2 separate regions of the Homo sapiens genome follow, and region 1 is linked to region 2. Evidence: chromatin loops called from intact Hi-C (ENCODE). Cell type or tissue: MCF 10A. All regions are shown on one strand.

Region 1 (2,500 bases), 780 kb before region 2:
CTCTAGTATGTTCATCCATCCAACAAATATTGAGTACCCCCTGTGTGCCAGGCACTGATCAGTACTAGGAATATGTCAGTGAACAAAACAAGCACAAATCTCTGCCTTTGTGGAGCTTGCATTCTAGTTGAATCTCAAATTCTGAGGCTTCTAGGGACCAGGCAGGTCACATAAAAGAGTGAAAAGCACGCTGATGATGAGAGACAGTAGGGGGTGGTTGAGACTGGCAAACTGGTTAGTGTATATGCCATTTCAAGGGGCAGCTACTAATTTGCTCTAGCTGTGTTATCCTATAGAGATATCGCCACATTTTTGACATATTTTATGTGAAGAAGGAGAAAATATGGCATGTGAGTTCTCCCAAGTTGTAGAGTTTGTTTTAGTTTTTGTGTTTGAGACAGGGTCTTGCTCTCTCACCCAGGCTGGAGGGCAGTGGGTGATCATGGCTCACCGCAGCCTTGAACTCCTGGGCTCAAGCAATCCTCCCACCTCAGCCTCCCAAGTAGCTGAAACTACAGGCGTGCACTGCCATGCCTGGCTAATTTTTAAATTTTTTGTACATACCCTGTCTCACAGTGTTGCCCAGGCTGCTCTTGAACTCCTGGGCTCAAGCAGTCTTCCTGCCTCGGCTTCCCAAAGTGCTAGGATTACAGGTGTGAGCCACTATGCCCAGCCTCTTCCAGTTTTTACGTGTTGGTAACCAATTCAAAAAATGTTAAAACACTTTGTGGGCTGTTGTGTGTTGTGGAGTGGCCATGCACAACTGGTCACAGGCTGGATTCAGCCCGTGGGCTGCCTGTTTTCACCTCTGGCCTAGCATGGAGTGTGGACCATCGTCTGAGTGGATGGAGATACTTGAGACTCCTTTAGATTCCAAAGGGTAAAACGATCACTTTTCTGCCTTTCAAAGAAAGTAAAAGTCTACTGGAAAAACTAAAAACAAAACAAAAAAAATGTGGCTTAAAATCTGTCCCACCAGGTGGCAGCATACCATCACAAGTTAAAGCCTGTCTGGGCGATGATAGCTCTGGGTCCCTAATTAACAAACATTTATTTACTGTTTGCTCCTGAAGAGTGTGATACTAACACCATCTGTCCTTTTCCTCCCAGGAAAGCTCGTGTACGAGCGCATCTTTTCCATGTGTGTGGATAGCCGCAGCGTCTTACCAGGTAATGTCGCAGCTGTTCCTGGGGTGTCATTCTGCCCTGGAGTCAGGACTAGAAGGCTTTTATTGAGTCAGGATTCATTGAAGCTTGATAAAGGTTTTAATTTTGGGTGTGTTAAAGTAAAAGAAACACCTTTGAAGATTTCTGATCACCTCAGTCTTCTAAAAACATTAGAAGGTTTCTAAATGGCCCGTGTAGGAACTCAGGCAAGTCATTTGAATCTGCAAAGGCCTCACAGTTAGATTCAGCCAAACTTTCACACGAACATATTTTCCTCTGCTGCTTGACTTTAATATTTTTCCTATGTATCGTTCCCTCCTAAGAAGCAACTTGCTTGGAAAAAAAAATCAAAAACGACTTTATGCATATTAAAGAATGATGTCAAATAGATCAATAGTAATTGATGCTTTGAATTCACAATCTATACCCAAATGATTTTGCATTAAATTGACTGTCAATCAAGTTTAAATTCCCAGGAGGTTATAATGGGACAAGTGGATGATGAATTTCTTTTGTCGTATAAATGGTAAGAATGATGTGTCTGGCAATGCAGGACTCTCAGCTGCAGCATCCTTTGCCTTTATTCCTCTTTTTAACTTCCGAGCACTGCTATGAGGAAACGTTCTCATCCGTCCAAGCTAGAGCAACCAGCTTGCTCCATTGCCGCTCCACTTCCCTCCGCTCCTGCAGTGGGGCTTCCCAGGAGGTGAATAGAAAGTGTTTGTGACAGTAACCTATAACCTGACCTATATTCTTCCTTCTTTCCTCTTTCCTTTATTCCTCCCTCTCTCTCCTCCTCTCTCTTCCTCTCCCTCCTCCTCTCCCACCCTCTCCTTTTCTCTCTCCTTCTGCTTCCTATCTGTCCATCAATCGATCAATTTATCTTTATTTAATTTTTTTGAGATGGACTCTTGCTCTGTCACCCAGGCTGCAGGGCAGTGGCACAATCTTGGCTCGCTGCAGCCTTCGCCTCCCGGATTCAAGCGATTCTCCTGCTTCACCCTCCTCAGTAGCTGGGACTACTGGTGCCTGCCACCACACCTGGCTAATTTTTGTATTTTTAGTAGAGACAGGGTTTGTACCATGTTGGCCAGGCTGGTCTCAAACTCCTGACCTCAAGTGATTCATCCGCCTCGGCCTCCCAAAGTGCTGGGATTATAGGCATGAGCAACCGTGCCCGTCCCTTTTTTTTTTTTCTATTTAATATTTTTACTTTTTCATCTTTGTAGACACGGGGTCTCCCTATGTTGCCCAAGCTGCTCTCAAACTTCTGGGCCCAAGCAGTCCTCCCACCTCAGCCTCCCAAAGTGCTGGGATTATAGGCATGAGCCAC
Region 2 (2,500 bases):
TTACAACAGAGACTGCCTGGCCTGTAGGATCTGGAATATTAATAATCTGGGCCTTTGCAGAAAACATTTGCTGACTCCACCACTACTCACTGGGCAGCTTTGAGGAAGTTATTCTACCTTTCTGTGCCTCAGTTTCTCCATCTGTAAAAGCACCTCTTATATTGGGGTGTTATGACATAGGAGAAGGGTCTAGAACAATGCCTGGAACACAGTATATGCTACAGGTATGTGTCAGGCCGTGTGCCTTGCAAACATCATTTTATCTTCCCAACAGTGTAGAGGGGTAGATCTTTTCACCATCCCCATTTAACAGATGGAAAAACTGAGATTCGACGAGCGGCAGTGATTGTTTCTTAAGCCTGTGGTAAGGATTTGGATGCAGAGGGGAGTGCTGTCAATTCTGGCAGTCTCTTTAGAGGACCCAGGAGTGCAAGTGAGATCAGCCACTGCCCTTGTGATGCTCTCTGTAGAGAACAAGCAATAAGTAGCAGATGTAATTCTTTGAGGCGAGGGCCTTGATGGGGAAAACACAGATGCTGTGAGGCCACAGAGGTGGAGCAGGCACCCTGGCCTGAGCAGTCAGGGGAGACTTCCTAGATGGGGTGATGATGAAGCTTCCTGTATGGCAGACGAGGTCCCAGGCACTGGTTTCCCTGATGAAGGGGGCTCAGAAGTCAAATGCCTTGGGGACCTTCTCTGCTAGTTTCACCCACAGTCTGGAAGTTGCCATATTGTTACTTTGTCGCCTCTAAGTGGAGTCAGTTCTCTCCTGCCCTTCAGGAGGGAAGGTCATTGCAGCACCTGGGCCACTCCATTAGCAGTCATGGGCTCCGATGACCTAGGGCCTCTCATTTCCTCACAGCTCTCCCCAGAGCAAACACATCACAAAGGGCTCCTTGCTGGTGTCAGCGAGTCCCCCTTGTTGAGGGTCATCCCCTGGTATCTATAGGAAACAGCATCCTCTGTTGCTTCTCTCACTGCTCCCGCCCTCCCTCCCCATCTCTTCTCTGGCGCCCGCAGCCACCACCCTCCCACAAGCCTGCTGGGAGCTGCAGCCCTGCCCTTAGGTGATTGCTCCGAGGTTCTCTTGTGGCGCCTTTCTCTGGGTCTATCCTGTGTCTTTCATGCCCTCTTGTGTCCATTCTGAGAACTGCAAAGCATCCTGCAGCCCCTGGATGTGTGTTTCTTGCAAATAACACTGAATCCAGCTTATTGGAAGCTGGCTATACACCAGATCCAGTGGAAGGCAGTTTCCGTTACTCAAGACTCAATAATTTAACATATATAATGGGAACATTCTACTGGCATGGCTGTTACAGGCACTTCTGTGTTCATCAGTTTTGTTACTTCCATCCTTCCATCCATTTATCCATCCTGCATCCATGAATGCCTTCATATATGTAACTTTCTAAAAGTTGGGACTACCATATGTGCCATACTAGTACCTTATTCTCCACACATCCTCAACATCAAGATAGGGCTTGGCACATGGTAGCTTGTCAATAAATGGATGCTGAATAAATGAATGAACGAGTTAATCAATGAATGAAAAATATGATAGAACGTAAGGTGTTTGGTAGACATTGCATCCCAAGCCTGTCTTGTTCCATCATCTCCCAATTTCCCTTTTGGCTAAATAGTGCTTCCCTAGTCCTAGGACTCTGTCAAATCATTCTAAAGTCAAAGATTGGGAGTGGGAAGTGGAGTTAGAACTTAATCTCTGGTGTCTGATAGTTTCTAAGCCATGCACCCCACCCTCCCACTTCTTGGTGTTTCTAGGGCCCATCAGCTGAGCTTCAAGCTGTAGTAGAAGCAGCCACATATTCACTAAACCCGTTTTCTTTCTAAAAACAGAGCTGAACTGTATTTCTCCGCCTTTCTTGCAGCTGGTTCTGGCCATGTAACAGAATTCTGGTCAATGGGATGTGAATAGAAGTGATACTTACCACTGTTCATGGCCAGGGCCATGAACAGTACCCGTGGTGACCTTCTACCCCTTACCCCAACTGCTGGCTGGATACAGAGGAAAGAGCAGGTGGCTCCAAGGCCCTAGAGAAGGGCAGAGTCACAAGCTGGAGGATCCTGGGTCCCCGAGAAGCTGCATGGAGCAGAGCCTCCCACCTTTACCCTATAGCTGTTAAGTGGACTTTCCATGAGCATGAAACAAGTGTGACACACAAGCACCATTACCTTTGCAGCTGATGGGCTCTGACCTGTTGCCCTCAAAAAACAGCTTCAACTCCGGGGCCTTGGTAATCCCAAACTCCTGCTGAAGCTCCTTCTCTATGGTAATGTCCACTTTGCCAAAGCCGATCCCATTCTTGCCTTTGCCCATGATCTCCACAGCTTTGCCCAGCTCTTCCGCCAAGTTCCTGGATTGCTTTGAGGATGGGTTGTCTGAAAGAGTATGAAGACAAAATTTGAGAGGCCTTTCCTCGCTCCCCATCTCCAACAGTAGATTATTTGTTGGGCCTGCTTAGCTCCCGGAACCTTTCTTGTG

The links. A loop is a pair of places that touch in the nucleus more often than their neighbours do. Peaks named below come from ENCODE experiments on the same cell type or tissue, not always from the same donor. Only the 100,000 strongest peaks of a DNase experiment are listed, where the experiment ranks them.
Region 1: a loop joins it to region 2, with 5 times the contacts of the local background. A loop is called at or near these places in 8 of 110 quality-filtered maps.

The regions. Positions count from the first base shown.
Region 1 is chr16:19,600,554-19,603,053 of GRCh38, forward strand. It overlaps VPS35L (VPS35 endosomal protein sorting factor like), which reads left to right. Exons shown (of 31, transcript NM_020314.7): 9 at 1,111-1,170. Among named protein-coding and RNA genes, the nearest start is that of VPS35L, 46 kb to the left of the region's middle. In MCF 10A, a CTCF peak has its summit at 1,034; no DNase peak of the experiment used is centred here.
Region 2 is chr16:20,382,455-20,384,954 of GRCh38, forward strand. PDILT (protein disulfide isomerase like, testis expressed) reads right to left here. Exons shown (of 12, transcript NM_174924.2): 3 at 2,191-2,397. Among named protein-coding and RNA genes, the nearest start is that of PDILT, 21 kb to the right of the region's middle. In MCF 10A, a CTCF peak has its summit at 1,161 (motif pointing left); no DNase peak of the experiment used is centred here.